2 separate regions of the Homo sapiens genome follow, and region 1 is linked to region 2. The links are chromatin loops, found by intact Hi-C in ENCODE. Cell type or tissue: GM12878. All regions are shown on one strand. Each heading gives the region's core, and the rest is flanking DNA. Links, peaks and the distances in the headings are about the cores only. Region 1 has its middle 76 kb from the start of RRAGB. Region 2 has its middle 150 kb from the start of RRAGB.

Region 1 (5,388 bases), core at 175-5,174, 73 kb after region 2:
AAACAGCTTATAAAGTAAAAATGTTATAGAGAGCTAAAGTTAATTTATTATTGAAGAGGAAAATATTTTTTCATAAATTTAGTGTAGCCTAAATGTAGAGTATTTACAAAGTCTACCGTAGTGTGTAGAATGTCCTAAGCCTTCATGTTTACTCACCACTCACTCACTGACTCACCCAGAGCAACTTCCAGTTCTTCCAGTTCAATTTCCAGATTGCCAATACCACACATGGTAAGTGCCCTACACAGGTGTACCATTTTTTAACTTTTATACCATATTTTTACTATGTTTAGATGTTAAAATGCACAAATACTTACCATTGCATTACAATTGCCTACCGTATTCAGTACCGTAACATGCAGGTTTGTAGCATAGAACAATAGGCTGTACCATAAAGCCTAGATGGGTAGCAGGCTATTCAATCTAGATTTGTGTAAGTCCACTTTATGAGGGTCACATAACGTAATTGCCTACTGACACATTTCTCAGAATGCATCCCTGTTGTTAAGCAACATGTGACTGTATAGATGAACAATGAGGGAAAATTTGCCCCACCAGATATTAAAATATATCAAGAAGCTATAATATTTATTTTTGGTGATAACACTTACAATCTACTCTTTTTATAATTTTCAACTATACAATACATTGTTTTTAACTATAGTTACCATGTTGTACCATGATGGATCTCTTGAATTTATTCTTCCTGTCTAACTGAAATTTTGTATGCTTTGATCAATATCTCCCCAGTATCACCCCCTAGTCCCTGGTAACCACCATTCTACTCTCTACTTCTATCAGTTTGACTTTCTTAGATTCCACATATAAGTGAGATCGTATGGTATTTATCTTGAAAAGGTATAATATTTAAGAGAATTAGAAATGAATGCATAATCAAAGAAAAAAGCTCACCATAATTCCCACTCTATGTGGTCAGTAACTTTTACCGGTTTCACTGTTGAATTCCCATCCCCTAGATTAGATATCAACCTCACACTATAAGCACACATGAATTCCAAAGTTTTAAAGAACTGAACATAAAAAACAAAACTATAAAAGATTAGGAGAAAATAAAGGATAACTTTCTAATAATCTAATAAACCTTGGCATAAGGACAGCCAGTCTAAGGAAGATGTAAAATACAGACACCATGATGAAAAGATTTATACATTTGACAACTTTAAAGTTAACTTGTATACACCCATACATACAAATAAAATGCCACATGTCACAGACTCGTTGAAAATATTTGTGACATGTACTACAGCCAAATCTTGATATCAAAAACACAAAGAAAGACTACATTAAATAAGAAAAAGACAATCTCATAGAAATTGGTAAAGTATATGAACAGAGAATTCATAAAAGAAATACAGATAGCCAAATAGGAAAATTTAAAAATTCCACCTTAGTAGAGACCAGAGAAAAGCAAATCAAAACTACCGTGAAATACCACTTTTCTCTCACAAGACCGACAAAAATTACATAATTAGTGAAATGTAATATTGGTAGAGGAGGAAAAACAGTTACTGTCATATGTTATTGGCACATATCCAATTCGGTTAAGCATTTTTGGAAGTTAATTTGGTAGAAATCAAATAAGATTGTTCACTTTCTTTAATCCAACAATTCCACCTTTATGTATCTATTTTAGAAAAAAAAAAAGAAAAATAAATGAGTTAGCCAGGTGGAAAAACTGAGAAGAGGGGCATTACAAGCAGATTGAAACAGCATGAACAGAAGCCCACATTGAGTACACAGAAAGTTAGAAATGCTCTGTGATGGCCAGGTGCGGTGGCTCATGCCTGTAATCCCAGCACTTTGGGAGGCCGAGGCAGGCAGATTGCCTGAGCTCAGGAGTTTGCAACCAGCCTGGGCAACACAGTGAAACCCCGTCTCTAATAAAATACAAAAAATTAGCCAGGCATGGCGGCATGTGCCTGTAGTCCCAGCTACTCGGGAGGCTGAGGCAGGAGAGTTGCTTGAACCCAGGAGGTGGAGGTTGCAATGAGCCGAGATTGCATCACTGCACTCCAGCCTGGGTAACAGAGTGAGACTCTGTCTCAAAATAAAAAAGAAAGAAAGAAATGCTCTGTGATACAGAATGTAAAACTCAAGGCAAGGGTGTTGCATTAGAGGAAAATGATATGAGGCAGGAAGCAGATATGAGGGCCTTGTATTCCATTCACAAGTACTATAGGCAATGAGGCATGTGTAATTATGAGGGTGAGAGAACTTTCACAAAGGAACCATGACAACAGGGACTTTACCAAGCTGGGTAGAAAAGGCATCAAACTAATGGTGTTCAGTTGGGCAACCCCTGACAATGTTTCCACTTCAGTGATGACACCGTTCTCCTCCTTCATTCAGTACTGAGATTGCTAATTCAAATTACTGACAGTATATTGGATTAAAACAAGGAAGGGCAGAGTGTAGTCAGAAAAACATAATGAGGCAAAACAGAATTCACAGATCCAAAAAGGAAGCCCATTTTTCACAAGGTCTAGCAATCTGATGATATGACATTAGTGTTTAAGTACCAAGGCTTCTTCTGTTTACATGGGAGATTCTTTCAAAAATAACAACAGTCCTTGTGGAGATGGCAGGGATTCCTGTGGTCCTAGACCCCTTGCTGACACTTCATCATCCTCAAGTTCAAGATCCCATCCTAACGGGATAAGCCAACATTTCCCAGGAGGGATGTGAGAAAGCATAAGTAACAAGAGCCATTGAGATCTCAGCTTGGGGCAGGCACATGAACTCGTGTTTAGGAGATCAGAGTAGGAGTATCTCAAGGAAAACTGAATAAGCACTTATTGAGAGCCTGTTATATAACATTTCATTTGAAGAAAGTGTTCTGCTAAAAAAAAATAAACAAAATAAGGCTATTACATAAACCACTGTGGTATAACATTCTGACAGTTGGAACAGCTATTTTTTTTTCCAGATTCTGACATGGTCTATGAGCTAACCAGGAAAGGCAGTATAGCTGCAGGTAAATGCACGGACTTGGGCCAAACAGATCTGGTTTCAGCTTCCAGTCATCCCAGCTGCATGATCTTGCCCAAGTCACTGTAAGACTCTATTTCATCATCTGTATAATGCAGGGGGTGGGAGGATAGATAATACTTAACTCACTAGGGTGACCGTGAGGATTATAAGATATATGTAGTGTCTGGCACACATTAGACACCCAATAAATGTTAACTGTCAATAAAAATATTTATGACACAATTAATACAAATTATTTTAGAGAAACTAGAACATAAGTATACGTAAATGTTAGAGGAAACAATATTCATAATCCCACAGCCTTTAAATATTTATTGTGTATCCATCTACACCACTTTTATGTAGATATGTATAAGCTTATAAATAGATGTGAATATATGATATATACACTTACATAATCTGACTTTTTCTTTAATAATTTACATACTGAACACTACTTCATATTAAGAAATGTGTGGGCTGACTCCTTTTTCGGACTCAGCCCGCCTGCACCCAGGTGAAATAAACAGCCTTGTTGCTCACACAAAGCCTGTTTGGTGGTCTCTTCACGCGGACGTGCGTGATATTTGGTGCCAAAGACCCAGGACAGGGGGACTCCTTTGGGAGACCAGTCCCCTGTCCTCACCCTCACTCCGTGAGGAGATCCACCTATGACCTTGGGTCCTCAGACCAACCAGCCCAAGGAACATCTCACCAATTTCAAATCGGGTAAGCGGTCTTTTCACTCTCTTCTCCAGCCTCTCTTGCTACCCTTCAATCTCCCCGTCCTTCCAATTCCAGTTATTTTCCTCTCTAGTAGAGACAAAGGAGACACATTTTATCTGTGGACCCAAAACTCCAGTGCCAGTCATGGACTCGGGAAGACAGTCTTCCCCTGGTGTTTAATCACTACAGGGATGCCTGCCTGATAATTCACCCACATTCCATTGGTGTCTGATCACCACGGGGACGCCTGCCTTGGTCATTCACCCACATTCCCTTGGTGGCAAGTCAATTGCGGGGACGCCTGCTTTGGCTGCTCACCACCCCCTTCTCTGTGTCTCTACCTTTCTCTTTAAACTTACCTCCTTCACTATGGGCAACCTTCCACCCTCCATTCCTCCTTCTTCTCCCTTAGCCTGTGTTCTCAGAAACTTAAAACCTCTTCAACTCACACCTGACCTAAAACCTAAGCGTCTTATTTTCTTCTGCAACACCGCTTGGCCCCAATACAAACTTGACAATGATTCCAAATAGCCAGAAAATGGCTCTTTCAATTTCTCCATCCTACAAGATCTAGATAATTCTTGTCATAAAATGGGCAAATGGTCTGAGGTGCCTGACATCCAGGCATTCTTTTACACATCGGTCCCTTCCTAATCTCTGCTCCCTATGAGACTCATCCCAAATATTTCTTCTTTCTCTCCTGTCTATTCCTTCAGTCTCCACCCCAAGCTCTGAGTCCTGTGAATTCTCCTTTTCTAGAGACCCATCTGACCTCTCCCCTCCTCCCCAGGCTGCTCCTTGCCAGGCCAAGCCAGGTTCCAACTTTTCAGCCTCCGCTCCCCCACCCTATAATGCTTCTATCACCTCCCCTCCTCACACTCGGTCTGGCTGACAGTTTTGTTCTGTGACTAGCCCTCCCCTACCTGCCCAACAATTTCCTCTTAAAGAGGTGGCTGAAGCTGAAGACATAGTCAAGGTTAATGCCCCTTTTTCTTTAGCCGACCTCTCCCAAATCAGTTAGCATTGAGGCTCTTTTTCATCAAATATACAAACCCAGCCCAGTTCATGGCCCATTTGGCAACAACTCTTAGACGTTTTACCACCCTAGACCCAGAGGGGCCAGAAAGCCATCTTATTCTCAATATGCATTTTATTACCCAACTGACTCCCGACATTAGAAAAAGCTCCAAAAATTAGATTCTGGCCCTCAACCCCACAACAGAACTTAATTGACCTCACCTTCAAGGTGTATAATAATAGAGAAGAGTTGCAATTACTTGCCTCCGCTTTGAGAGAAACCCCAGCCACATCTCCAGCACACAAGAACTTCAAAATGCCTAAACCGCAGGGGCCAGGCGTTCCTCCAGGACCGCCTCCCCCAGGATCTTGCTTCAAGCGCCGGAAATCTGGCCACTGGGCCAAGGAATGCCCACAGCCCAGGATTCCTCCTAAGCCATGTCCCATCTGTGCAGGACCCCACTGGAAATTGGACTGTCCAACTCACCTGGCAGCCACTCCCAGAGCCCCTGGAACTCTGGCCCAAGGCTCTCTGACTGATTCCTTCCCAGATCTTCTCGGCTTAGCGGCTGAAGACTGACGCTGCCCGATCACCTCGGAAGCCTACAGGACCATCACAGACGCTCTGGGTAACCCTTACAGTGGAGGGTAAGT
Region 2 (5,388 bases), core at 172-5,171:
GGTACTAAACTCCTTCAACTTTTGTTTGAGAAAGTCTTTGTCTCTCTTTCCTTTGTGAAAGACATATTTGCCAATTGTAGTATTATTGCCTGGCAGGTTTTTTTTTTCTTTTTTTCCTTTTAGCACTTTGAATCTATCAACCCACCTACTCCTTCTGGCCTGCAAGGTTCTACTGATAAAAACACTGATTGTTTTATGAGGGTTTTCTTGTAGGTAACAAGTTACTTTTCTCCTGCTGCTTTCAGAATTCTCTCTTTAAGTTTTAAGAATTTGATTATAATGTGTCTCACTGTGGATCTCTTTGTATTCCTCTAGTTTGGTGTGCTTTGGGCTTTTTTGGATCTGGATGTCTTTTTTCTTTCCCAGGTTTGGGAAGTTTTCAGCCATTATTTGTTTGAATAAGCTTTCTGCCCTTTACTCTTTTTCTTCTTCTACTGAGACTTCTATATGTCCTATAAGTCCCTTAAGCTATCTTCACTTTTTCATTCTTTTTCTTCTCTTTGCTCATCTGACTGGATGATTTCCAGTGAACTCCCTTTGAGTTCACTGACCCTTTCTTCTGCTTGATCTAGTCTACAGTTGAAACCTTGTATTAAATTTTACATGTCAGTTATTACATTGTTTAGTTCTGTAATTTCTTGTTGGTATCTTAAAAATATTTTCTGTCATTTTGTTGAAATTCTTATATTGTTCCTGTGATTCTCTCCTAAACTAGGTGAGCTTCTTCATGACCATTATTTTGAATTTTCTGTTAAGTAAATCACATATCTCCATCTCACTATGGTCAGTTTCTTTAGATTTATCTTGTTTATTTATTTGGAGAATATTTTCCCGTTTCTTTATTTTTCTTGACTCTGTTGGTTTCTATGCATTGAATGAAATAGACACCTCTTTTACTCTTCACAGGCTGGGCTCGTATACGAAGTAAACCTCACCAATTATTCTGGCCAGCTATTCTTGGTGCCTCTTAGACCTTTGTGTTCATTTTCTTGGTGGCCCTCAGGAGGTTAGAATATGCCACATTTCATATGTAGAAACCAGTGACCATATGTCTCTTTGTTTTTAATTTTCCTTTAATATTCACAGCAGCTTTTGTGTAGCAGCTAGGAAAATGCATAACTCAAATCTGGAATTTGCACACAATTAAGCAGCTGAAAGCCAGGAAACAGAAATTCACACCCAAATCTCTCTAACTTGGAAGACTTTATTCTTTACTGTGTGGAAGGAAAATAAATCTTGGGACCCCAAAATCTCTAAGCTAAAAGGAAAAGTCAAGCAGGCAACTGCCTAGGAAGACCTGCCTCCCATTCTATTCAAAGTCATCCTTCTGAGGCTCACCAGAGACAAATGCATATCTGATTCTTCTTCTCCCCTATTGTTTATGTAAAAAATGCAGACTCACTGAGCCAGACTAAATTGTGTATTAAGTGGAAGGACTCAAAAGAATGCAGCATTTTGTCTCTTATCTACTTCTAACCTGGAAGCCCCCACTTCCCGTTGTCCTGCCTTACTGGAACTAGACTGAACCACTGTACATCTTACACATATTGATTGATGTCTCTCACTCGCGTCCGTGTGAAGAGACCACCAAACAGGCTTTGTGTGAGCAATGAAGCTTTTTAATCACCTGGGAGTAGGCAGGCTGAGTCTGAAAAGAGAGTCAGGGAAGGGAGACAGGGGTGGGGCCGTTTTATAGGATTTGGGTAGGTAAAGGAAAATTACAGTCAAAGGGGGTTGTTCTCTGGTGGGCAGGGGCGAGGGTCACAAGGTGCTCAGTGGGGGAACTTTTGAGCCAGGATGAGCCAGGAGAAGGAATTTCACAAGGTAATGTCATCAGTTAAGGCAGGAACAGGCCATTTTCACTTCTTTTGTGGTGGAATGTCATCAGTTAAGGCAGGAACCAGCTATCTGGATGTGTACCTGCAGGTCACAGGGGATATGATGGCTTAGCTTGGGCTCAGAGGCCTGACAGTCTCATGTCTCCCTAAAATGTATAAAAGCAAACTGTACCCCCTGACCACCTTGGGCACATGTCTCAGTACTTCCTGAAGCTGTGTCACAGGTGAATGCTTAACTTTAGCATAATAATCTTTCTAAATTGACTGAGATCTGTCTCAGATGTTTGGAGTTCACAACTGTATTATTAAACTGCCTGTCTCTAATAATAGCCAGCCATAAGATGCCCACAAGATTAGTAATAAAGGGAAATAATTAGAAAGAAAATTGGAAGTCCTGGGTAATTTTGCTGTCTCTACATTTATAGTCTCACCTAGTGCCCCTTTCCTTATGAGTATTTATGGCATGAGGGGTTAGGTTAGAGTATGTCATAATGAAACTGGCCTGGAGAAAAATTATACCCAGGCCTGAAATATAAGCAATTTAGACAACTGTACCAAGCAGAATATATTTTAAGGACACCTAAACAATTTTGGTCTAAGTCAGTGGTTCTCAAACTTGAGCATGCATCAGTCACCCGGAAAGTTTATTAAAACACAAGTTTTTGGATCTCATTCCCAGAGTTTATGATTAAGCACATATGAAATGGGCCTTAAGAATTTGCGTTTCTGAGAAGTTCCCACATGATGCTGATGATGATGGCCTGAAGACTTCACTTTGAGAATCACTTTCCTAGGTTAGTTATTTAAGTTTCTGCCTGCTTCATTCTTAGAAAACAGACATTACTGTGGTTTGGCTCACAGCCAATGCACTGAGTATTCTTATTTTTCAATAGCATCAGTGTCATGTGATTTCCCAATTTACCTCTGGGTATCCACTAGCCAGGGCTAGTGCTTAAAAAATTGCCTAATCACAATGGTAGGGGAGAGATCATATAACTTAGTCCCATGCCTGAAGAGTGTAAACCAAAAATGAAATTCTAAGGCCTCCCCCACCCCAACCATCTGAATGGACTTCCTCCTCAGCCAGGGCTCTTTTACAGTTTAACCTGAAAGACAGTTTCAGGCCATTAGGGAAAGTGGGGGGTCAAACATGCCTCATTATACCTCTCTGGCATTAACATCAACACAAACCTTAAGTTCCATAAGAAACATTTACAACCTATTCTCTCTGAAGCCTACTATCTGAAGGCTTCCTCTGCAAATAAGAACTTTGGTCTCCATAACCTCTTATTGTAATGCCCAACCTTGTTTTTACTAACCCTGTTTTTAGACTCCCCCTTTTCCTTTAATCACCTAGCCTTGTTTCCACCTGCTTTGACTCTCCCTTAGCTAAGAGAGCCAGACAGACTCCATCTTGGCTCTTTCACTGGCAGCCCCTTCCTCAAGGACTTAACTTGTGCAAGCTGACTCCAAGCACATCCAAGAATGCAATTAACTGATAAGATACTGTGGCAAGCTATATCCGCAATTCCCAGGAATTCGTCTGATTGATAACGCCCAAAGCCCCGAGTCTATCACCTTGTAATAGTCTTAAAGCCCGTGCACCTGGAACTGTTTACTTTCCTGTAACCATTTATCCTTTTAACTTTTTGCCTACTTTATTTCTGTAAAATTGTTTTAACTAGACCCCCCTCCCCTTTCTAAACCAAAGTATAAAAGGAAATCTAGCCCCTTCTTCGGGGCCAAGAGAATTTTGAGCGTTAGCCATCTCTCGGTCGCCGGCTAATAAAGGACTCTTAATTCGTCTCAAAGTGTGGCGTTTTTCTAACTCGCTCGGGTATAACATTATCTTAACCCAGACATTCTTTTCTGTTGATCTTAGGTCTTTAGATAAACTCAATCAATTGTCAACCAGAAAATTTTTCAATCCACCTATAAGCTGGAAGCCCCCACTTCAAGTTGTCCCCCCCTTTATGGACCAAACCAATGTATTTCTTAAATGTATTTGATTAAAGTCTCATGTCTCCCTAAAATGTATAAAACCAAGCTGCACCCCGACCACCTTGGGCACATGTTCTCAGGACTTCCTGAGGGCTGTGTCAGGGGCCATGGTCACTAATATTTGGCTTGGAATAAGTCTTTTCGAATATTTTGCAGAATTTGACTCTTTTTATCAATAAGAGGTTAATAATTTCATGTTACTTTATTTTTCCTCCTCTATCTTTATTTATTTTTTATAACTTTTATGTTAATTTCAGGAGTACATGTGCAGGTTTGTTACATAGGTAAACTTGTGTCATGGGGGTTTGTTGTACATATTATTTCATCACCCAGGTATTAAGCCTAATACCCATTAGCTATTTTTCCTGATTCTCTCCCTTCTCCCACCCTCCACCCTTCAATAGGCACTAGTGTGTGTTGTCCTCTGTGTCCATGTGTTCTCATCATTTAGTTCTCATTTATAAGTTAGTACATGTAGTATTTGGTTTTCCGCTTCTGTGTTAGTTTGCTAAGGATAATAGCCTCCATCCATCCACATGGACACAATCCCATTCTTTTTTTTTATGGCTAAATAGTATTCCATGGTGTATATGTACCATTTTTTTTAATCCAGTCTACCATTGATGGACATTTATGTTGATTCCATGTCTTTGCTATTGTGAATAGTGCTGTAATGAACATGCATGTGTGTGTGTCCTTACAGTAGAATGATTTATATTTCTTTGAGTACATAACCAGTAATGGGATTGCTGGGTCAAATGGTATTTCTGTTTTTAGGTCTTTGAGGAATTGCCGCACTGTCCTCTACCATGGTTCAACTAATTTACCTGCACACCAATGATGTATAAGTGTTTATTTTTCTCCACAACCTCACCAGCATTTGTTACTTTTTGCCTTTTATTAATAGCCATTTTGACTGGTGTGAGATGATATCTCATTGTGGTTTTAATTAGCATTTCTCTAATGCTCAGTGATGTTAATCTTTTTTTTCATATGCTTGTTGGCCACATGTAAGTCTTTTTTTGAAAGCTGCCTATTCATGTTTTTTGCCCACTTTTTAATGGGGTTGTGTGTTTTTTCTTGTAAATTTGTTTATGCTTTTTTTTTTTTTTTCCGGAGTCTCATTCTGTCACCCAGGCTGGAGTGCAGTGGTGCAATCTCGGCTCAGCTCACTGCAACCCCCACCTCCCGGGTTCAACCGATTCTCTGCCTCAGCCTCCCGAGTAGCTGGGACTACAGGCGCACGCTACCACACCCAGCTAATTTTTGTATTTTTAGTAGAGACGGGGTTTCACCATATTGGCCAGGCCGGCCTCGAACTCCTGACCTTGTGATCCACCCACCTCGGCTTCCCAAAGTGCTGGGATTACAGGCGTGAACCACCACGTCCAGCCGTTTATGTTTCTTATAGATGCTGGATATTAGATCTTTGTCAGATGCATAGTTTACAAATATTTTCTTTCATTCTGTTCACTTTGTTGATAGTTTCTTTTACTTTGCAGAAGCTCTTTATTTCAATTAAATCCCATTAGTCAATTTTTACTTTTGT

The links. Hi-C counts contacts between places; a loop is a spot of excess contacts. Peaks named below come from ENCODE experiments on the same cell type or tissue, not always from the same donor. Only the 100,000 strongest peaks of a DNase experiment are listed, where the experiment ranks them.
Region 1: a loop joins it to region 2, with 2.3 times the contacts of the local background. A loop is called at or near these places in 3 of 110 quality-filtered maps.

Annotation. Positions count from the first base shown.
Region 1 is chrX:55,791,488-55,796,875 of GRCh38, reverse strand. No RefSeq gene overlaps it. Among named protein-coding and RNA genes, the nearest start is that of RRAGB, 76 kb to the right of the region's middle. RefSeq lists a silencer at 2,189-2,268. In GM12878, for the core only: no CTCF peak of the experiment used is centred there; a DNase peak (open chromatin) is centred at 2,255; H3K27ac peaks cover 805 bases.
Region 2 is chrX:55,864,800-55,870,187 of GRCh38, reverse strand. No RefSeq gene overlaps it. Among named protein-coding and RNA genes, the nearest start is that of RRAGB, 150 kb to the right of the region's middle. In GM12878, for the core only: no CTCF peak of the experiment used is centred there; a DNase peak (open chromatin) is centred at 2,757; H3K27ac peaks cover 2,231 bases.